2 separate regions of the Homo sapiens genome follow, and region 2 is linked to region 1. The links are chromatin loops, found by intact Hi-C in ENCODE. Cell type or tissue: breast epithelium. All regions are shown on one strand. Links, peaks and the distances in the headings refer to the core of each region. The heading gives the core; the rest is flanking DNA. Region 1 overlaps PTGIS (prostaglandin I2 synthase). Region 2 overlaps KCNB1 (potassium voltage-gated channel subfamily B member 1).

Region 1 (11,812 bases), core at 4,133-9,132:
ATGCGTGAGCCACTGCACCCGCCCAGAATGCAAATTCTTTGTTATACAACACTATCTTTGACTCATTTTTGCCAAATGACCTTCATATGCCTTTTAAAAAAATTGTGGTAAAATAATAAATAACATAAAATATACTATTTTAACCATTTTAATTGTATAATTCAGTGGCAGTAAATACATTCACAATGTTGTATAACCATGCCGTTATCTATTTCCAGAAACTTTTCATGATTCTAAACAAAAGCTTTGTGCCCATTAAACAATAATTCCCCACCTGCCTTTCCTCCCAGCCCGACATATCTTCTATTCTACTTTCTGTCTCTTCTATTCTACTTTCTATTCTACTTTCTGTCGAATAGTATACTTCTATTGTACTTTCTGTCTCTGAATTTCCTGTTCTAGGATTCTCATTATATGAGATTTTGGAGACAGAGTCTCTGTCGCCCAGGCTGGAGTGCAGTGTCGCCATCTCAGCTCACTACAATCTCCGCCTCCCGGGTTCAAGCTATTCTTGTGCCTCAGCCTCCTGAGTAGCTGGGATTACAGGTACACACCACCATGCCTGGCTAATTTTTTTTTTTTTTTTTTGTATTTTAGTAGAGACAGGGTTTCACCATGTTGCCCATGCTGGTTCTCTAACTCCTGAGCCCAGGAAATCTGCCCACCTTGGCCTCCCAAGGTGCTAGGATTGCAGGCGTGAGCCACCATGCCTGGCATATGCGTCAGAATTTCATTCCTTTTTAAGAGTGAATACATTGTGTGTATATACTGCATTCTATTTATCCATTCACCTATCAACCGACATTTGGGTTGTTTCTGCCTTTTGGCTACTGTGAATAATGCTGCTATGAACATTGGTGCACGAGTATCTGTTTGAGTCTCTGGTTTCAGTTCTTTGGGCTATATACCTAGAACTAGAATTACTGGATCATATGGTAATTCTTTAACTTTCTGAGGAACTGCTAAACTCTTTTTCACAGCAACTGCAGTATTTTACATTCCCACCAGCAATGCATAAGGGTTCCAATTTCTCCACGTCCTCACCATCACTTATTTCCTATGTTTTAAATAGTAGCCATCCTCATGGTTGTGAATGGTATCACACTGTGGTTTTTACATGCATTTTCTAATGACTAATGGTGTTGAGCATTGTTTCATGTGTTTATCAGCCATTTGTATCTCTTCTTTGGAGAAATATCTATTCAAGTCCTTTGCCAATTTTCAAATCAGGTTGTTTGTTTTTTATTGTTGTTGAGTCGTAGGAGTTCTTTTATATATTTTGGGTGTTAGACCCTTATCAGATATATTATTTACAAATATTTTCTCACTTTCTGTCAGCTGTCTTTTCATACTGCATTACCTTTTTTGCTTAATTATTCATTGATTGTGCAAATATAGAGTGCCTCCTATGTACTCAGAACTGCTGTAGGCACAGGGGAAAAGTGGAGAATGGTCCTGCCTTGCTTTTTAAAGTCATCTGTAAACGCCGTGTTTACAGTGATATTCAAGATTGCAGTTGTGTGGTCAGACTTCAAAGAATGCCAGTTATTTCTAAAGCTGTGTTAAATTTCTTTGCCTCTTTTTTTAGCCATCCCATCAGATGATGCTTAGAAGTATCCAGAGTTGGCATCAACTGAGGTGGTTTCAACACTGCCCGCGCCCTGCAGGCCTAAACCTCTGGATGCCCAGTTCCCACGCACGTGATTTTGACATGATCAATCTGGGGTTGGCACCTGGGCATCCAGAGATTTAAGAGCTCCCAGGTAATTCTTCAGAGAGCCTGAAAAGTGGAGAAACATAGGAAGATAATGTATTTCAGTTGAACACTTAAGCTTATTGCTTTACATTGAAATGTCACCCGAAATGGTGACATTCATTTCAATGTAAAACAATGAGCTCAAGTTGAAGTCTAAAAGTTAAACATATTCAGCGTATTATTTGAAAATGAAGCCAACATACTTTAAAAAAAAAACATAGTCTACATTTTCGACCCTTTCAAATGCCCTGTGAGGTGCAGCCAGGTTTAGAATCGCTGGTGGGGCGAGTCTTCCTGAAACACGGCTTGTGGTTCAGAAGAGTCAGTGAGGGAGTTTCCAATACTTTGAAACTTCAGAGCAATCCAAAATGACTCTCACTTTTCCAAGGGGTGATTTCGGAGAAAACCAAATTTTATATTTTATATTTTTGTTTTAAACTTTATATTTGTGCATATAAATAGCATTACCGTGGAGCTTTAAAACAATGTATATTAAGGCTCATGTATGGTTCATGAAAATATTTTAAAAAAAAAAAAAGAAGTAGAAAAGAAAACAATATCTAAATAGTGTCATTCTTCAGTGCCCGGCTTTATCCCCTTACCAGTCTGCCCTTGGGAACTCTCTGTGTCTGTAGGTAAAATGTACTAACTCACTTTCACTGCTGTATGTTTCCAGAACATAAACACACCATTGTCTGTTTAATGGTGATGCACGCTAGTGATCTGTGGGCCAAAGTTGACCTTCAGAGATGCTTCTGTGGTCTGCACAGTGATTAAAAACTTTTTACTTGGATGCTAACCTTAAAAAACATCAGAAGGTTATACATAATTGTCTGGATTATCAGCTTCCTTTGAAAGCACAGGCCTTCTGGCCATGCTGGGGTGTTTCCCTCTCCTGCCGAGGGCTGGTTGGTGGGCTAAGTGCCATGGCCCCTTTCTGGCCCGTCTCTCTTTTACTTGGCCTGCCTTCTCTGGAGTGAGTTGAGTTTGAGACTCCAGCCCAATCTGCCAGTTAGGTTGTTGCTGATGTCTTTCTGTGATTGCTGCTGTGCTGAGCCTGCTCACAGTGGCCTCCTCCTCATGCACATGGGCTGGCATTGCTCTGGGGTTGGACCCTGGGGAGGGAGAATGCTGCTCAGTGTTTAGTGTTCCTTCTCCTGCTCTGGAAAGAACTACCATTTATTTAATGCATGATATAGTTTTGCTGTGTCCCCACCCAAATCTCATCTTGAACTGTAGCTCCCATAATTCTCATGTGTTGTGGGAGGGACCCAGTGGGAGATAACTGAATCATGGGGGTGGTTTCCCCCATACTGTTCTCCTTGTAGTGAATAAGTCTCATGAGATCTGATGATTTTGTAAGTGGTTTCTCCTTTTGCTTGGCTTTCATTTTCTCTTGCTTGCCGCCATGTAAGATGTGCCTTTCACCTTCCACTATGATTATGAGGCCTCCCCAGCCACATGGAACTGTGAGTCCATTAAACCTATTTTTTAAAAAATAAATAAATAAATAAATTACCCAGTCTCAAGTATGTCTTTGTCAGCAGCATGAAAACAGACTAATACAATGCATATTTATTGAGCACCTGCTACGGGCCGGGTGATGGGGACATAGAGGTGATTGAAATAGATCAGGCTCCCACCTGCAGGAGACAAGACCCCTTGCTTCTTTTTACTGGGGGTAAGACAGATAATAAGCAATTTGGTATTGAAAGGGCTTCCTGCTGTGGGCCTGTCCTGCAGCTTCTTTCCCACAGGAACTCCCCACCCTCAATGAGTGACATTCAGAAGACCCTTGGCCTCATGGGAGGTCATGCCTGGCCAGCCCTGGGTGTGGGATGGTGAATCTGTAACCCCTACTCTCTGTGCTCTGTCCCTGCAGGGGACAAGGACCACATGTGCAGTGTCAAAAGTCGCCTGTGGAAGCTGCTATCCCCAGCCAGGCTGGCCAGGCGGGCCCACCGGAGCAAATGGCTGGAGAGTTACCTGCTGCACCTGGAGGAGATGGGTGTGTCAGAGGAGATGCAGGCACGGGCCCTGGTGCTGCAGCTGTGGGCCACACAGGTGGGTGTGAATGTGCAAGTGGGTGTGTGCAGGTGTGCATGTGTGGTTGCGATATGAACGCATGTGTGTGTGCATGTCTGTGCACCTGTGCAGGTGTGCACATGACTATGCCTGTGTGTGCATGTGTATGTAGGTGTGCATTTGTGAGTGTGTGCTGATGTGAGTGTGGGTGTGTGCACACATACCCACTGCCCAAACCAGTTCCCTGACTTCCTTTACTGTCAAATAGCATCACGAACAGAAACATTCATTCGGTATTCTTTTCTTTTTTTTTCTTTTGAGACAGAGTCTCGCTCTGTTGCCCAGGCTGGAGTGCAGTGGCTCGATCTCAGCTCACTGCAACCTCCGCCTCCCAGGTTCAAGTGATTCTCATGCCTCAGCCTCCCGAGTAGCTGGGACCACAGTTGCCTGCCACCATGCCTGGCTAATTTTTGTATTTTTAGTAGAAATGGGGCCAGGCTGGTCTCAAACTTGACCTCAAGTGATCTGCCTGCCTCGGCCTCTGGAAGTGCTGGGATTACAGTGTGAGCCACCACGCCCAGCTTCTTTTTGTTTTTTGTTTTTTGTTTTTGTTTTTTTTTAATTTGGAAAAATGTTAAATTTATAGAAAAGTTTAATAAATAGTTTAATGAACTCCTATATATGCCTCACCTTGATTCCCCAGTTTTAAACATTTTACCACCTTTGCTTTCTCTCTCTCTGTCTCTCTCTCTCTTATGCTCTCTTTTCCCCACTGGGATTATTTTATTGAAATAATTTGGGAATAAGTTGCAGATATCATGCTTTTTTATCCCTAATTGCTTGAGTGTAAGCAAGAACATCTCCTGCATGACCACAGTACAATAACCAATTTCAGGATAATGAGCCCAAATACATGATCATTATCTAATAAACAATCTGTATTCCAGTTTTGCCAGTTGTCTCAATAATGTCCTTTTTGGTTCATCTTGGTCCAGCATCCAATCCAGAATCACACGTTGCATTTAGTCATTCTGACTCTTCTGTTTTCTTTTCTTTTAATTTTTTTATTTTTTTGAGATGGAGTCTTGCTCTGTCGCCAGGCTGGAGTGCAGTGGCATAATCTCGGCTCACGGCAACCTCTGCCTGCTGAGTTCAAGCGATTCTCCTGCCTCAGCCTCCTGAATAGCTGGGACTACAGGCGCATGCCACCACGTCCAGCTAATTTTTTGTATTTTTAGTACAGATGGGAGTTCACCATGTTGGCCAGGATGGTTTTGATCTTTTAACCTCGTGATCCACCAGCCTCAGCCTCCCAAGGTGCTGAGATTACAGGCATGAGCCACTGCACCCGACCCATTTTCTTTAATCTGGCACGGTTTCTGTGCGTTTCATTGTTTCTCATTACATTTACATTTTTTGAAGTGTGCAGACCAGTTATTTTGAAGAATTGTTTAGAAGTTCCATTGAGACACTGGGCATGGTAGTGTGCACCTGTAGTCCCAGCTAGTCAGGAGGGTGAGGCAAGAGGATTGCTTGAGCCCAGGAGTTTGAGACCAGCCTGGGCAACATAGTGAGATTCCACCTCTTAAAAAAAATCCTTTGAGTACTTACCGTAGACCTCAAAGATTCTGTGTTGTGTCGATTACCATTTGGGGGGTCAGGAGGACAGGGGGCAGAGAGTCAAGGAAACATATACAAGGTGATTTTAGATGATGATATGTAGAGTATGAAACAGGGCTGTGAATAGAGAGACTTTCGGGTCTGCTCTAGCTGGGGTGGTCAGGGAGGCCTCCCTGAGATATTTGAGATGAGCCCTGGATGATAAGAAAGCTAGATTCAGAGACTTGGAGAAGATATGGGGATAGAAGATTCCAAATAAGGGAAACAGCAAGTGCAAAGGCCCTGGGGTTGGATCTTGCAGAGTAGAGTTGGATCACACAGCTGAAGCAGAGTGAGGGAGGGGGCGTGAGACCGAGGGAAGAGGTCACTGAGGGCCTTGTGGGTCCTCATAAATGAGGACTTGGGATTTTTCTCTGGGCGAGATGGGGGCCTGGGAGAGTTCTGAGCAGAGGAGGGACAGGATCTTGGGGGCAAAAGCAAAAACAGGGCAACAAGGAGGAAACTGTGGTGGCAGGGTCAGGTGGTGGCCATGGAGGTGATGAGGACGTGGATAGATTTTGGAAATTTCAGGAAGACAGAGTCAGTGGACTTGGTCATGGACCAGATATTGGAGTGAGAGAAAGATGGTAGCCTTCCATGCTGCACAGCTCCAGGCCTGGTTCCTGCCCTCTCTCCTGATCCCCAAGCCCCATCTTTCTCTTGGCCCCACTTCGACGGTGACAGTTGCACAAGCTGACATTTCTGGGTAATTCCTCTCCCATCGACTTGCAGCTTATTTTTAGTTTCCTCAGAGCCATTAACTGTCCTTGCAGGCAGAGACTGGCAAGGGGTGGGGACTGGGATCAATTGGCAGTTGTCCCCCACATCAGTGCCTAATAACATATTTATGTGCAGAGATGACTTGGAGCTCCAAAGTGTCTCCAGAACTCTCGTGGGAATGACTGGTGTCAGCAAAACTGGATGCTGGCTGAGGGGTTTGAGTGGCAGAAAGTCCAGGGAACAGCCTTTGGCAGGGCCAGGAGAGCTGGGCAGGAGCTGGGGACAAGATGTCCTCTGAGGTTGAGTCGTTGACAGCGTCCAGAATTCAGGCAGGTGGGAAAACTTTTCAAGGGCCTTTTGGGAGTGGAGCCAAGAGGGTACTTGGCCTAGGAGTTTCTGGCACAGGCTCTGTGACCTCCCAGCCTGAGTTTGAATCCTGATTTTGACACTTCCTGGCAAGTCAGTCACTTAACCTCTGAGCACCTCGGTTTACTCATCTGTAAAATGGAGATGGTAGCACCCGTTTCAAGACGTGGTTGTGAAGATGAAAGGAGGCAGGAATACATGTGCAATTTTGTAACTGTGCCTTGCAGATAACAAGTGCTCAAGAAACATCTTCAACAAATATTTAGAGCACCTACCATGGGCCAGGCCCCATTCTAGAAGCTGGGGATAGAGCGGTGAGCAAAACAGACAAAAATCCCTGCCCTTAGGGAGCTGGCATTCTGGTGGGAGAAGATAGACAATTAATAAACACATAAGCTGTCATCACAGTGCTTTGGGAAGTTAGAGAGGAACATCATTTGAGTCCTAGAGTTCAAGACCAGCCTGGGCAACATAGCAAGACCCCATCTCTGCAAAAACTACCTTATTTTTTTTGTAGAAAAGCTGGGCGTGATGGTGCGCACCTGTAGTCCCAGCTACTTGGGAGGCTGAGGCAAGAGCATTGCTTGAGCCTAGGAGGTCAAGGCTGCAATGAGCCATGATTGTGCCACTGCACTCCAGCTTGGGTGACATAGTGAGACCCTGTCTCAAAAATAAATAAATAAATAAACAAACAAGTAAGCATCTAAAATGTATTAGAAGTCAGGCGCAGTGGCTCACGCCTGTAATCCCAGCACTTTGAGAGGCCAAGGCAGGCAGATAACTTGAGATCAGGAGTTTGAGACCAGCCTGGCCAACATGATGAAACCCTGACTCTACTAAAAATACAAAAATTAGCCAGGCATGGTCGCACAGGCCCGTAATCCCAGCTACTCAGGAGGCTGAGACATGAGAATCACTTGAACCCGGGAGGTGGAGGTTGCAGTGAGCCGAGATGGCACCACTGCACTCCAGCCTGGGCAACAGAGTGAGACTCCCATCTCAAAAAAAAAAAAAAGTATTAGAGGGAATGTGTTCTATGGAGAAGAGATGCAGCAGGAAGGCAGGCCCAGGAAGGCCTCACTGAAAGGTGACATCTGAGCAGAGACTGAAGGAAGTGAGGGGTGAACCATGTAAATATATAGAATGAAGTTTCCCAGGCAGGGAGCAGCAAGTGCAAAGGCCCTGAGGCAGGACTAAGGGTGACACGGTGGGGAGGCAGAGCTGCCGGACCACACAGGTCCCTGTAGGCCATGGGGAGGGCTTTGGCTTTTACTGTGAGTGAGACAGGTGCCTGCTGTAGGGCTCTGAGCAGAGGAAGAACCTGGCCTGTCTTTCGCTTTAGAGGGATCATTCTGGCTGCAGCGCTGACAAGAGACTGTAGGGGGTGGGGAAGCAGAGGCAGGGAGAGCAGAGAGGAGCAGCAGGATCCAGACAAGAGAGGGTGCTGCTGGGCCAGGGTCAGGGGTGGTTAGATTCTGAACATATATCAAAGTAAAGCCAACAGGATCCGCTGTTGGATGGGACCTTGGGGGAGGCCATCAAGGATGAATCCAGGTTTGGGCCTGAGTGACAGGAGGGATGGCAGAGCCATGGGCAGAAGAGGGAGATGGCGGGAGGAGGAAGTTTCAGGGAGAAGATCGGGGGTTGGGCTTTGGGTATGTTGAATTTGAGATGGAGATGGGGGAGTGGACACCTGGAGAAGAGAGTCTGGAGTTCAAGTTTGAGGTCCAGGCTTGGGAGTTGTCAGCATAGAGGAGTTTAAATCCTCAGGACTGGAGGAGATACTGCAGGCGAGGGTGGGTGAAGAAGGGGGCATCCCTGGGGCTCTCCAGTGGTGGGAAGGGTGAGGAGGAGGGGCCAGGAAGGTGGGAGGAGAGCCGGGAGTGGGAAGCTGGGTCAGATGCTGCAGAGAGGCTGAAAAATGGTAGCTGTGATTGCTGCTGTCAGGTCGGAGATGATGAGTCAGGAATAATAATCTCAAAAGATACTGAGCACTTACCCTGGGCCAAGCATCCTGTTGAGCACTTTGCAACCACCATCTCATAGGATCCTCACAACAGCTTCCTGAATCCAGAACCCCTGAACCTGGAATCGAGAGTGATGGAAGGAGCAGTGGGAGTCTCAGGCATCCAGGGAGGACTCTGTGGGCCGAGACCTAAGGTCCAGGCAAGGGGAAGAGGAGGCTGTAAGGGAAGGTGGGGTGGGGTGGTGGGGGGCAGACGGAGGAGAGTTTCCAAACACAGGTCAGGCTTCCCTGCCAGCTCTGAGCCCACTGATGCTGGTAATGCCAGGACTGAAACCATTGATTGACATGATGTCCCTCAGCCCCATCCATCACATCTGATCCTTCTCTTCCTTCCCGATATCTGGCTTGGCCTTCACCCCATCACATCCTCAGCAGCCACAGCCACACATCCCTGGAAATTCCTGGGTGGTCCTGAGAGGTAGGGGAGGGGGCCACGGGAGCTGCTGGGCCTGCACATAGCTCCGCTGAGATAGTGATCATCGAGAAGAATCCTTGAGGCATCTGACAACGGAGTAGAAAGCAAAACCACAGTATTGAGAGTCAGACAGACTCGGGTGGAATCTCACCTCTGCCACTAAACTAGTTATGTGACCTCAAACAAGTCACTTTTCTGGGCTTAAGTTTCACCATCTGTAAAGAGGGTTGGTTTTTTTGTTTGTTTTTTTTTTTGTCTTCAGTAGTTTTATCTTGAAATAATTTTAGATTATAAAAGAGTTGCAAAGATAGTACAGGAGTTCCCAAATACCCTTCACCCAGCTTTCCCTAATGTTACATAACCACAATACATTCATCAAGACTAAGAAATTCACATTGGGACATTGCTAGTAACTAAAGTCTATACTTTATTCACATTGCCCCAGTTTTTCTACTAATATTCTTTTTCTCTTCCAGGAGCCAATCCACAATCCCACATTGCACTTAGGGCTTTTGTTTGTTTGTTTTAAATAGACTCTATTTTTACAGCAGATTTAGGTTCACAACAAAATTGAAGGAAAGGTGCAGGGATCTCCCTTAGCCCCCTTCTCCCAATGCCTCGCCTCTCCATCGCTGGTGTCCCTCAGCAGAGTGGCACATTTGTTACAATTTATGACCTACACTAACACATCATCACACTCGGGATATTCTTTTATTCCGTTGGAATCTTCTAAATCATAAAAATTAAAAGAAACACAATCTGTGACCCCCATCCCTCAGGTCTCCCTTCTTCTGCCAGGCTACATCCTCAGAGGGTCTCCCCCTGGGGGATGACTACAATGGCCTCCAGTAGCTCTAGGCAATTTAGCAATCCCATGGAGGAGGGCTTCCCTTCCCCTAAATTCTAGCACAGCTCCCAAGACTGATACTCACTGGCCCAGCCCACGTCATATGCCCCACTCTGCGTGGATCACTCAGTGCCTCCGCCTGGGTCCCATGCCCACACTTGAAGTCTGGAAGGATGGGTCAGTCCTGGATGGCCCACATGGACTTAGACTTAAGAGGAGGTGGTTCTTTGAAGGAAAGTGGGGTGCTGTTACCAACGACAAGGAAGCGGATGCAGGCAGGAGCGGGCAGCGGAAGTCCCCCACTTCCACTGATGGGCCATGTTGTCAGGAGGCAACAAGAAGGAGCATGTGAATCACCAAGGGTGTGGTCTGGCCCGCAGTCAGTGCCTCCCAGAGGTCAGCCACTGCCATTCACAGGAAAGCTAGAACAGGGGTGGCACTGCTTTTGGGTCATGGCCTTTGGCTGCAGTAGGAGGGAATGAAGACAAACAAGAAGTGTCTTCCTGAGTAAACGGAGGCAAGGCTCCGTGGGTGAAAGCTCAAATTCCAGGGTGGCAAATTCAGGATCTCTTATGGTTGTGTGTGCACACACACACACACACACACACACTCACACTCACATCTGTGCAGTTGGGTAAAAGGCGGTCTTGGTCACCTCCCTAACTTGCCACAGCTTTTTCCTGCAGGCAGAGATAGCCAAGCGCCCATGTGTTCCACTCCTGCTTGGTAATTAATGAGCGGTGGCCCCCATCTAACCATCTGGGCCAGATAAAATGGCCTTGGCGCTGAGCTAAGCTGGTGTTGAATTATTTATCATCCGCATTTGCCTGGCTATTTAAGTGATGGACAGCAGGTGACCTTGCTGTGTCAGCTGGACCTGAGGTGCTGGTGGAACTCTCAGAAAGGGCCGGAGGCCCCCCCGACTTGTTTTCAAATCCAGGGGAGGGGCCAGTGGGGGAGGAGTAACCACTTCTGAGCACCTACTATGGGCGCAGCACGTGTGGGATTGCTTGCATTCAGCCTCACTGGACCCTTGCGTCCACCCAGGAGGTGGCAATGTTACCCCCAGTGTTGAGACCCAAAGGGGGACGTGACTTGTCCACAGTCACAGAAAGTGGGGAGCTGGGATTTGAACCCACCTCTACCTGGTCTCAGTCCAGGGATCTTCTAGCCCACCTCCCAGGCTGTCTTGGAGCTCCACCTCTAATCCAAAGGGATGCAGATGTTTATTTGACAAATATCAGTGAGCCTCCACTATATGCTGGGCAGTGGGTAGTGACCGGGGAGTACTTCGTTTTCCTTTTCAGTAAAAGGCCTAATAATGGCACCTGCGTGATGGAAGTATTGAGCAGAGGAGTGTGGTTCCTCCTGGCCTCACGGGCACTAAAGAGGAAGGCAAAATCTATCTCACCATCACTAATGCTATGGTGCATTTCTTTCCAGCCTTTCCCCATAGGTTTTTCTTCTGTGGTTAAGATCATGCAGCTGTTTTAATCTAACCTTCTATTTGGTTTAATATTGTAACATGAGCATCTCTCATGACATTGTACATCACTGTAGAAATGATTTGGATACAGCCTGGGAAACATAGTGAGACCTCATCTTTACAAAAAATAGAAAGATTAGCCGGGCATGGTGGTGCATGCTTGTATCAGCTACTTGGGAGGCTGAAGTAGGAGGATCACTTGAGCCCAGGAGGTGGAGGTTGCAGTGAGCCACGATCGTGCCATTGCACTCCAGCCTGGGTGGCTTCTGTTTCACTTAAAATTAGTGTGTCCATTAAAAAATTTTGAACAGTTTAAAAGGTATTTGCAAGGAAAGTCAGCCTCCTTCCTCCTTATCCTCTTGTCTTCCCAGCTTCTGTCCCAAGGTAACCTCAGTTACCCGTTTCTGGTGTCTCTTAGAGATGGTCTGTGCTTCTTTGGGAGGCTGTGGCAGGAGGACTGCTCGAGGCCAGGAGTTTGAGATCAGCCTGGGAAACATAGGGAGACCTCCATC
Region 2 (11,812 bases), core at 3,805-8,804, 74 kb after region 1:
TAAAATAACTAAAAGAGTGTAATTGGATTGTTTATAACACAAAGGTAAATGTTTCAGGGGATGGATACCCCGTCCTCCATCATACGATTATGAGGCATTGCATGCCTGGATCAAAACATTTCATGTACCCCATAGATACCCCTACTAAGTACCCACAAAAATAAAAAATACACACATTTTAAATTTAAAAGAAAAGAGGACAGCCAGTGTGGTGGACACTGTGAGTTCCTCACCTACACTCCATTTACGAGCTGGTGCACCCACACCCCAACTGCTGGCATTCCCCGCTGCTAACAGTTCACCACTGCCCCCTTCTCACGACTCCTGCCTCTCACAATTGCCCTTGGCCCATGGGAGTCGCCTGCCAGGGGATTTTAACCTGTGGCAGCTCTCCCGTCCTCCCACCAGGCAGACTGTGGACTCATTGAGTCAGGGGTACAAAAGCTCAGCCCTCTTTCTGCAAGGTGGGATCAACACCTGGTGCAATTCAGGCCGAAGCTAGACCTCAGCTGAGGCTACATCCTGGCTTAGCTCCTTCCCTATCCTGTCCTGCTTCTCTCTCTCCCCCATCTCCTAAAGGAGACGTGGAGCAAGAATGAATCACGTGCCTAAGAATCCCTGTCTCAGGCTCTGCTTTTAGGGATGCCCTGACATGAAGGGAGGTGATCGGTGTTATTTTTTTTTTTTTTTTTTTTTTTTTGAGACGGAGTCTTGCTGTCTCCCAGGCTGGAGTGCAGTGGTGCAGTCTTGGCTCACTGCAAGCTCCGCCTCCCAGGTTCTCGCCATTCTCCTGCTTCAGCCTCCCAAGCAGCTGGGACTACAGGCGCCCGCCACCACACCTGGCTAATTTTTTTGTATTTTTAGTAGAGACGGGGTTTCGCCATGTTAGCCAAGATGGTCTCGATCTCCTGACCTCGTGATCCGCTGGCCTTTGCTTCCCAAAGTGCTGGGATTACAGGCGTGAGCCACCGTGCCCGGCCAATCAGTGTTATTTAAAACTGACCTCCATGCCCAAGGGCTGGGGACTGGCAACTAAGAGTTACCCTCAGGATGGGATGGTCTCCCCCTACCTAGCTTCACCATCTTCCTGCCTTTTCCCTTCCATCTTCAGGGTGGGCTCTCATTGGCACTGTCCCCACACACACAGACTCCAGTCCATTCTCCATTTTCCCTGCTAGACTGAAGAGTTTGGCTGTTTCTGCTGACTTGGAGGGGACAATGACCAGAGCAGGCTGCAGTCCAAGCATTTGTTCACGAAGGGCTTTGAAAGGCTGGCCCGGTCCTCCCTCCCCACCTTGTTTGCCAGGAATGGTCCCCATCCCAGCGCAAAAGCTCTGGCAAGCCTTGTTTCCTTTCAGCCGGCGTTTTCTGAGGGTTAGCTTGGCAGGCTTCCGTGCTGACCTTGGATGGCTTAATGAAGTTGGGAGAGGCTCCATGCCAGCTCCCCATTAACGTGGCCTTTGAGAGAGCCTCAGGGGCTCCCAAATCTTTTGGCTTGCTCAGGCCCAAGGGTAGAGGAGGTGAGCCAGGCAAGGGAGAAAACAATAGCTTCAACGGCACCAAGATGCTGTGTGACCTTGGATGAGTCACATCCTCTCTATAGGTCTTGGGTCCCCCAGCTGTAACGGGAGGGCATTGGGCTGGGTGATTCCTCCCAACTCCCTGCTGTACTCATTCATTGGAAAACATGTATTGAGTGTCAAGTATGTGCCAGGCACTCTTCTAGGTGCTGAGGACATAGCAGCAAACAAAACAAAGCATCTGCCTTGTGGAATAGAATATCCCCAGCTGGGGGAATAGAAAGAATGTGGGATTTAGAACCAGAAGACCAGAATCTTTTGCCACTGACTTCTGAGCCTCAGTTTCCTCATCTGTAAAATGGGGCTGTTCTGAGGCATCAGTGAGATAGTGGATGTAAATGTTCTTGGTAGTAATCTTATGCAATACTTATTTAGCACCTACTGGGTTCCAAGGCATGGACATAATCAATAATTCTCATAATCCCTTCATAAAGAGGGATAATGGTGGCAGGTGAAGGCTCTGGAGCTGGACCGGGTCCAAATCGCAGCTCTGCCCCTTCCTGTGTGACCTCAGACAAGCTGCTGGGCCTCTCTGTGCCTCAGGTTCCTTTCCCATAAGACAGGTAATGATGATACCTGGATTATAGGGTTGCTGGGAGGACAGAGTGGACTCGAACTTGCGCAGTCCTTAGAACAGTGCCTACTGCATAATAAGTGCTCAATACAGGGGAGTTATGAGCTGTATGTTATTATTATTCATTTCATTTCACAGGAGAAAACAGATTTTCAGTTCTTGTCTGAGGTCACTCAGTAAGGGAAGCTGAAGAAAATGTGGAAGGAGCCCCCCACGGTGGCTGGACCCAGCATCAGGGGCTCTCCCCATCTCCTTTAGTCCTCTGAACCCAGAGAGGCTTAGCTGAACTGCAAGCTGAGGCCAAGGGATTTACAGCTCAGAAATCCCCATTTCTGAATGAGTCTGACTGAGTATCCATGCACATGTGTGTAAGTGTGAGTGGCTGTGCACACATCTGAGCATCCACAATAGGCATTGCCAAGAAGGACACACCATATGATTCCATTTATATGAGGCTCAAGAACAAGCAAAATTCAACTATAACAAGAGAAATCAGAACAGTGATTGCTTTTGGAGGTATTGACTGGAAGGGAACCCGAGAGAACTTCCTGGATGATGGAAATATTCTGGACCTTAACTGAGTTGGTGGGTACACAAGTGTATCTATTTATCAAAAGGCACTGCACTAAACACTTAAAACTTGTGCATTTTATTATGTGTAAGTTATACCTCAATAAATAAAGGAGCACTGGGAAAAAATAATAAGAGATCTAATTTACTGAGGAGTAATTAACCACATGCCGGGCGCTGTTCAAGACGCCTTACAGGTGTTCTGTAATGTAATCCTAACACAACCCCATGTAGCATTGCCTGTTATGTACATGCATGTACTCCATCCTGTGCGTATGTGTCTGAGGCTGCTTCTTAGCCGGCGTATGAGTAGTTCACAGAATGCATATGCACACGTGACACTGACTCATTCCTATACTTGGGGGCTAAGTGGGCACGTATGAGGGTGCACGTGTCCACAGATTTGTCCACGGGAATAGATTTCTGCCAGCACCTGTTTGCTCCCCTCAAGAGCATTAATGAACCGTGCTTCATGCGCCGTGCTGGCTGGTAGTTAGATGCTAACAGCATGCATGCAGGGGCCCTGGTCTGTGTAGACAAATCAAGCACTGTTATCAGACAATAATGGCAGGGGATCGACAGCCAGCCGCCTGTGCCAGGGAGGGGTGGGGACGCATGAGCACTGGGCAATTAGCATCTCTAAAGGGTGTCTCTGCTGAATGGTGGCTAATTTGCCGACATGGCCCCATCAGTCAAACTCAGCAGTCACTGAGTGGGGAATGCCGGGCCTCTCCAAAGATTTGTGAGTTGCTGCTGTTGGTGCCAGCTTTTGCACTGGGAGCAACTCATACCTTAAGACCTCACCCTTAAGAGGATAAGGGTGAACAGAGCCTGCCTGCCCACAACAGAGCCTGCCTGCCCTCTGACCTCTCCCCACCTCTGAGGATGGTTGGCCTTGTGAGCTTGGGATGATGTGGAGGCTCGGAGAGGGCAAGCAACCTGTTTAGAGTCAAACGGCCAGTGGGCCACCAACCCAGGAACTGAGCTTGGGTTTCCAGACTTGCAGGCATTGTACATTTCTCAACACCATCACTCACTCACATGACACAGTATTCACAATATTTTTGCCATTTCTTTTCACCAAAGGTACTATTAGTTTCTTGGTATTTTCCCTCAAGTGACTCTCTTTTTAAATTTTTAAAATTATTTTGTTTTATTTTTACTATTATTATTTTGATGCGGAGTCTTGCTCTGTCGCCCAGGCTGGACTGCAGTTGCACGATCTTGGTTCACTGCAACCTCCGCCTCCCAGGTTCAAGCGATTCTCCTGCCTCAGCTTCCCGAATAGCCGGGATTACAGGCGTGCACCACCACGCCCGGCTAATTTTTGTATTTTTAGTAGAGATGGGGTTTCGCCATGTTGGCCAGGCTGGTCTCAAACCCCTGGCCTCAAATGATCTGCCCGCCTCGGCCTCCCAAAGTGCTGGGATTACAGGCGTGAGCCACTGCGTCCGGCCCCTTTTTAAATTCAAATGTTTATTTTAAAAGGAAGCTGCCATTAATGGAAAACCAGTATCTGATACCCATAAGTTGAAGCAGGGGTGACCAACCACCCTTGCCTCCATTCACCTGTGAACTTTCAGTTTTAAAACCTAGATGGTTCTGGCAAACTGTATGGAGTTAATCACCTTAAATTGAACACAGGGTTAAAAATGAATACCACAAAAATAAACTAGGTTATTAAACTCGAACTGGCAGCTCTGAGCCTGGAGCCTGTCCTTACCTGTGCTGAAGGCGGAGCTCCATTAGAATGCTGGAGCTTCTCTTTCCGGTAGTCCCATGACAAGTCCCAGGGTTCACTCTGATTGGCTTGATTGGGGTCACATGCCCAGACTCTGCCAATCGTTGTTGCCAGGGGAATGCACCGTTCTGATTGGCCAGACCTGGAGCCAGAGGTGAGGCCAGGCTACAAGCCACGTGGCTTGAGAGCTGGGAAGGGATAGTTCCCCCAAAGGGTGAGATGGTTTGTTGCTAAAAAGAAGCCCCCTCTTCCTCCAGGTATGAGCAGCAGGTGACTCCTCTGCCCTTGCAGGAACAATGTCCTCTTGCTGTCCCAGGCTCTGGCTCCCAATCTGCCTCCTGCTGCCTGTGTCTCTTCCCCGCTCTGGTCCTCAGTCTCCTCATTTGTGAAATGGAGGGTTGTGCTGAATGATCTCTAAGCGTCTTCCAGGCTTTGATGTTATGTGATTGGTCTTCCCTGGGATGATTATTACTGGAGTTTGGTGGTGGCTGTTACTGTTTTACTCCCTCCCACTTGCCCAGAGATAGATGAGAAAAGAGAAGGTCTTATAACATGGTGAGAAGAGCATAAGGCATTTCCAGGTTCAAATCCCAGCACTGACAGTTTCTGGCTGTGAGATTTCAGACAAGTCACTTCACTCTCTGAGCCTCAGTTTCCTCATCTCTAAAATGGGAAGAACAATAGTATCTATGTAGAAGAGTCACATTGAGGATTAAAACTGGCAATAAGTCTAGACTGTTGGGGTGTATTTGGGTCTTTTGGGGTGTATTTGGGTGCAGGAAACTGAAAGTCAAATGAAACTGGCATGGACAATAAAGGGCATTTATTGGATAGTGCAACTGAAAAGCCCAGGCAGTGTGTAGCAAGGGTAGGGAGGGGATCATGATGTCATCATTGTGTCAAGGATTTACTCTGCTTTGTCCTCCTCTGTGAGCCAATTTTTCTCTTGGGCTGGCTCCCCTCATGGGAGTCCCAAAGGCTGCAGCATTTCTAGGCGTCACACATGCACTCTACGTTATCCAGAAGAGAAGGGAACTCCCAGCATTCCTGGCCAAAGCTCAGAAGTCAATAAATTGGCTTAGCTTGAATCACATGCCCCACTCAGCAAGCTCTCTAGCTGGGGGATGCCATGTGCTGACTGGCTTATCCCTGGGGCAGGGGGCAGGGTCAGCTTCCTCAGAACCACAGGGATCCCCACGGAGTGGTTGGGAAGGGCCCCTGCATGCTGGGAATGATGCAATCAAGCATTGAGGATCACCAGCGACTCTAGCGCTGAGGCTCTGAAAGGGCTTTCCAGACATCTCCTGTCCCGAGCTATCATTTTACACAAGGGGGACACTGAGGCTAAGAGACGGGCTGATTTCAGGAGGGTGTCACTTGGAAAATGACGATCAAGATCTGCCTTGGCTGATTGCTGTAAGACCCCAGTGAGATGAAAATAATGCTTTGAGAAAGAAGGAAAGAAAGGAGGAAGGACTCAAATAGATCACAGACCTACTAGGTGCTAGATTTTCTGTACCTGTCATGTCATTTAATCCTCGTAGCCACCCCGGGAAGCGGGTTTTGCCATTACTCCCAGTTTACAGAGGGGAAATGTGAGGCTGAGAGAGCTGAGGTCACTTGCCTAGGGTCACACCCTAGGAAGCAGTGCCAAAGGGCTGCGAAGCTAGTTGTGTACGATTCTGGTCCAAGGACACTTGCATTTAGTGTGCACCTACTGTGTGCTAGGTGCTTCCCAGGCCACCATCTCTTATGTGAGTGCTCAGTGGGTCTGCCCATAGCGGGGGATGTGTTCTCAGGAGAGAGCAGGGATCCCTTCTTGGCCACCAGAAATGGTCCATTTTTCAAGTTGTCTTTACCAGTGGAGACTCTATGACTTCTTTCTTGTTCTTTCTGTAACCTGGTCCCCTCCCCAATCCCGAACATTTTCTGGCCTGGCAGCTCCACTAAGAGTCTCGAATCTTCCAGGTACCTGTACCCAGCCCTGGGACTGGATGAGGAGGTTCTTCTGGAGACACCCAGGCCTTTGTGTCCCTGGGCCCCAGGGCTCCGTCCCACCCCTGGCTGCCCCCTCCTGGGCCCCTCCCCAGCACTGGTTTTGTGCCAATGTTTGGGCTGCTACAGCCCTGGCCAGGCTCGAAAAAGGAATTATTTCTGTCTCTTGCATAGTTCTCAGCCCAATTCCCAAAATGGGAAGTGGCCTGGGAGGGCCGCCCAACCCCCACTCCAGTGGAGGAGGGAGGCGAGGAGAACTTGGCAGAGCTGAGACACACACACACACACACACACGCACACACACACACACACACAGCTCCTTCTCTAGGCCTGTGGCCTGTAGAGGGAGGCCAGGCACTTCAGAGGGAGATGAGGGATGGCTCTTGGAGTGGGGTGCCTCTTCCCTCCTCTTCCAGAATGCTTTCCCTGATTGTTGAGGGGCTGTATCAGGCTCTTGAGAGGGGTGTTGGGACCCCCGGTTATTCTGTGAGCTTAGGACCCCCATTTCTTAACATTCCTCATAGCATCCAGTGTTTGTCTCTGCCCAGCCTGGATGTCTGTCATAATGGCCAGCTGCATCACTGGCCAGAAGGTAGGTTGGTTCTGACGGACACTGACTGACTGACTTGTCCACCGCAAGTCTGAGAGCCTGACAGACAGGATAGCTGACTGACTGGATGAATGGCTGTGCCTGCCTGCCTGCCTGCCTGCCTGCCTGCCTCCATGTCTGACTGAATGTCCCTCTCTGAGACAGAGAGACTCTCTCCCTGTCTACCTGGCTGCGGCTCTTGTACCTGACTAATTAGATGCAAAACAAATTGCCTTTCTCTCCATCTCCTCATTCAAATGCCTGTTGGAGTGTCTGTCTGTCTGTCTTCCTGGGTGTTTGGCTGGCTGTAATTAGATGAGTAACTAAGACTAGCTGTCCATCTCCTGTCTGACTGACTGACTAGCTGTCTCTATAGCTGACTGACAAGATGGCTGATGGACAGCCTGTCTGTCTGTCTGTCTGTCTATGTCTGTCTGTCTGCCTGTCTGTCTGCTGGGTATCTATTGTATCTGACTAACAGATGAAGAAGCCTGTCTGTTCATCTCCTCCTCTGACTGACTGACCGTCTGTCTGTCAGCCTGCTTGTCTGACTGCAGGCCTGATCAAATGGCTGAGTGACGGCCTGCCCATCTGCCTGTCTCTACGTCTAACTGACAAGATGACTGTCAGGCTGATCACCTGTTTCCCACCTCGGTATCCGAATGACCAGCTCACTGGATACTTGACTCTTGACTCTCCTAACTAGACACAACTCCCAGGCTGTCCTAGATGGTCGGAAGGGCATGGGTGACACCCATCTGGAAGCCCCCACCCAGCCTCAGCAACCATGCCTCTCCCCTCCCTCCAGGGCTCCCTGGCCCAGAGGAGCAAAAGTCCTTTCCCTGCCAGAGCAGGGAGGGGGAACTGAGTGGAAACCTCAACGCCTGCCCATGTGTTCATGTTTCACATGTTTGCACTGCCTGGAGATGGGGGTGGAGGGTGAGCCCTGTGTTCCTCATCCATCCTGCACCCCTGTTTTCAGGGGTCTTAAGGGGGAAACATCCTTCCCCAAAGAGGCCACAAGGACTCTCCCAATATGTAAGGCCCTACCCAGGCCCTGCAATCCTGGAAAGCACCTTGGGGAACCATTTCAAACTCTTCACCCCTGTGTTGCTCAGACACTGGGGCAGATTCCCAGAACAGGGGCCAGGTCTGGGGCAGCCAGCCACCGGTGGGAGCACGGGCTCCCTGGTCAACATCAGCAGACGTCCACCACCTCCACCTGTCAGGAACTCCACAGCCCTTCAGAAGGAAGCCAAGCTGGGGAGAGTGAGTAACACTTTGCCGGGAGGGAGGGCACAGTCCTTCCTGCTGGCTGCATTTCCTCCTGATAATAGAATTCTGCCCAGCTGCTGGGCTGGCTGCTGTCTGACCTCCCTTCTTAAAGACAGAATTTGCTGATGAATTTTGTTTCAGGAGAAATATGTGTGTGAATGGGGGAAGAGACGAGACAGAGAGAAATAGGAAGAGTTTGGGAGCCTCTAGATGAAAAGCAGCATCTCGAGAATTTAGCTCTGTCTAAATCATGCCTTCCCTGTCTTTTTTAGAGCCCTGTAGGTCCCCCAGATGGGCCCCGGGGATGACAGGCTGGGTGACCTCTGCACAGGCCAGTGGAATCACTTTAAGCTCTGGGGAAAGGTGGGAAGAGGGCATTCTGGGAGTCTCTGAATCCCTGGGCAGTAGACAGCAGCAATTGGAGATGGCTGGGCATCTGAGGCCAGGGCTGAACTCAGTGTATGACTAGGGTTAGAGATCAATATGTGACAAAGATTATGGTTCACCCTAGGACCAGATTATGGTTGACTCTATGGCCAGGATCAGGGATCAGTCAGTGAGGAGTGCCAGGACTCAGTGTCTCTCCAGGGTCAAAGCTCAGTCTGTGTCCTGCGTCAGAGCTCAACCAGTGAGCAGGGTCAGGACTCAGTGTGTGATGAGGGTCAGGGCTTATCCTTGACAAGGATCAGGGTTCAGTCTGAGACTGAGGTCAGTACATGACCTGGGTCATAGATCACACTAGGAGTTAGTCTGTGATCAGAGTCAGGGATCAGTATGCAACTAGGGTTAAGGATCAGTGTGTGACCAGGGTCAAGGCTTAGCCTAGGACCAGGGTTATGAAGGAATGTGCGGCCAGGGTCAAGATTCAGTGTGACCCGGGTTAGGACTCAGTTTGTGGCTCATTCAGGGGCTGGAGTTAGAATCAATCTGGACACTTGGGCTCTAGGAGTAACCCAGATTCTTATGCCTGAAGGACAGGCAGACGGGGGACCAGCGTATACCTGGCTGGCTCCTGCTCCCCCTCGTCCCCTCTTCTACTTGGGCTCCAAGGGCAAAACCAGGACACTTTAGGAGCCCCTGGGACAGGGGAAGATTGGAGAGTGTCCTCCAATCCTTGCATGTTCTGCTGCAGCTGGGGCCAGAGAGGGTCATCCTCATGTCTGGGGAGGACAGGGAGACAGAGGACTGGCTCTGATAAGCAGGGAAGAGGAGAAGAAAGTCATGAAAGGAAGTAGTTATAAGTATGGCATCTGTAGCAGAATACCTGGGTTTGAATTCTGGTTCCGCCACCTACTAGCTGTGTGGCCTTCAGCAAGTTACTCAATCTCTCTGTGCCTTGACTTTCTCATCTCTAGAATGAGCATAAAAATAGTATCCATAGGGTTGTAGTAAGGATTCTAAGTAAGTTAATACATGTAAAGTATTTACAGTGTGCCTGTTGGCTGTATGTATTCCATCAATTTTAGCTGTTTTTGTTTGCTCTGAAGCCATGGAGGGGTCCAACCTTGTGAACTGCCCAGGCTTGAGGATAGAGGGCTGGAGCCCAGGCTCCGATCCCTGGGCAACTCCCTAGACCTGCAAGCCTCCCCTCTGTTAGGTTCCGATGCCATCATAATCCCCAACTGTTGTAACACTAATGACATTTGCAGTTACTTCTCTGATTCCTGTGTCCCCCCACCTAGAGCACCTGCTCCTGAGGACCAATATTTTTATCTTTCTTGCTCACTACGTATCTTCAGCACCTAGCAAAGTACCTGGCACACAGTAGGTGCTCAAGAGACAGTTAATAAATGTTTTATTACTATGATAATAATAAAAGCAACCATTTGCATTGAGCCAAACACTGCTCGTTGCTTTCTCTCTCATTTTTTTAATCCAGTCTTTTAAAAACTGATCATTAAAATAAATGCATTCAGCCGGCCACAGTGACTCACACCTGTAGTCCCAGCACTTTGGGAAGCTGAGGTGGGTGGATCATTTGAGGTCAGGAGTTTGAGACCAGCCTGGCCAACATGATGAAACCCTGTCTCTACTAAAAATACAAAAAAATTAGCCAGGTGGCGCACACCTGTAATCCCAGCTACTCGGGAGGCTGGGAGAATAGCTTGAACCCGGGAGGCAGAGGTTACAGTGAGCCGAGATCGTGCCACTGCACTCCAGCCTGGGCAACAGAGCAAAACTCCATCTAAATAAATAAATAAATAAATGCATTCAACAGTAAGACTAATTCAAATACCAGAGGGCATACAATGGAAAGACAGAAATCTCACTCCCACATCTCCAGGCTCAGAAGAAGCCATTTTCTTGCACGTCTTTATATTAGGTTGATGCAATTGCTTTTGCACCAACCTCCATGGAAATAGGAGTTTTGTTTTATCCACACTGTATTCCTCCTGCTTACTCCAGTTCCTGGCAAGCAGTAGGTGCTCAATAAGGCTATGTAGAAAGATTATTTTTATTTCTAATACCAATGGGATTATGTCATATATACTGTTGGGTACCTTACTTTTTAACTATTAATAAATGAATAAGCCACCGGGCGCGGTGGCTTACACCTGTAATCCCAGCACTTTGGGAGGCCAAGATGGATGGATCACGAAGTCAAGAGATTGAAACCATCCTGGCCAACATGGTGAAACCCATCTCTACTAAAAATACAAAAATTAGCCAGGCATGGTGGCGTGCGCCTGTAGTCTCAGCTACTTGGGAGGCTGAGGCAGGAGAATCACTTGAACCCGGGAGGCAGAGGTTGCAGTGGGCTGAGATTGCGCCACTTCATTCCAGCCTGGGCAACAGAGCGAGACTCCATCTCAAAAAATAAATAAATAAATAAGCCTTAGAGATCTTTCCATATCAGCAAAAACTAGATTTACCTCATTCATTTTAATGGCTGCATAATCTTTCATGGCTTAGATGTACCATACATTATTTAACTAGACTCTTCGTGGATATAGTTTTTGGTTTTGTTTTTCTTCACCCATCATGACAATACTTTATTTAAGTATCACACCTCAACTCTACAAGGGTTAACTCTGATTTTGGCTGAGAAGACTGCATCTCAGAGAATCTAAAGCACTTGCCTAAGGTCAGAGAATCTCAGCACTTGCCTAAGGTCACTCAGCCAACCTCCAAGCCCATTCCACCACCCAAGCTTTTTCTTTGCTGCCCGCCAATGCCCCTCGCTGAGTTGTCCCATCGCCAGCCTCAGAGAAGGCTGCCCTGCGACGCTTCTATCGCCTGCACAGGGCATTGCCCTCTTGCAAGGTTCTTCTCTAGGCCTTTGTCAGTGTCTTTCCAGAGCCTGAAGCAGGCTCAGAAGGGTTAAGAATCAGCTGGGTGCGGTAGCTCACATCTGTAAGCCCAGCATTTGGGAGGCCAAAGTGGGTAGATCACTTGAACCGAGGAGTTCAAGACCAGCCTGGCCAACGTGGCAAAACCCCGTCTCTACAAAAAATAAAAACATTAGCCAGGCATGGTGGTACATGCCT

What was found. Hi-C counts contacts between places; a loop is a spot of excess contacts. Peaks named below come from ENCODE experiments on the same cell type or tissue, not always from the same donor. Only the 100,000 strongest peaks of a DNase experiment are listed, where the experiment ranks them.
Region 2: it touches region 1 in a loop (16-fold over the local background); 3 of 110 quality-filtered maps call a loop at or near these places.

The regions. Positions count from the first base shown.
Region 1 is chr20:49,516,066-49,527,877 of GRCh38, reverse strand. PTGIS (prostaglandin I2 synthase) reads left to right here. Exons shown (of 10, transcript NM_000961.4): 6 at 3,639-3,820. Among named protein-coding and RNA genes, the nearest start is that of KCNB1, 39 kb to the right of the region's middle. In breast epithelium, for the core only: no CTCF peak of the experiment used is centred there; no DNase peak of the experiment used is centred there.
Region 2 is chr20:49,441,898-49,453,709 of GRCh38, reverse strand. The region is part of intron 1 of KCNB1 (potassium voltage-gated channel subfamily B member 1); the gene reads left to right. Among named protein-coding and RNA genes, the nearest start is that of KCNB1, 35 kb to the left of the region's middle. RefSeq lists enhancers at 5,577-6,088, 6,089-6,598, 6,599-7,110. In breast epithelium, for the core only: no CTCF peak of the experiment used is centred there; a DNase peak (open chromatin) is centred at 6,659; H3K27ac peaks cover 1,965 bases.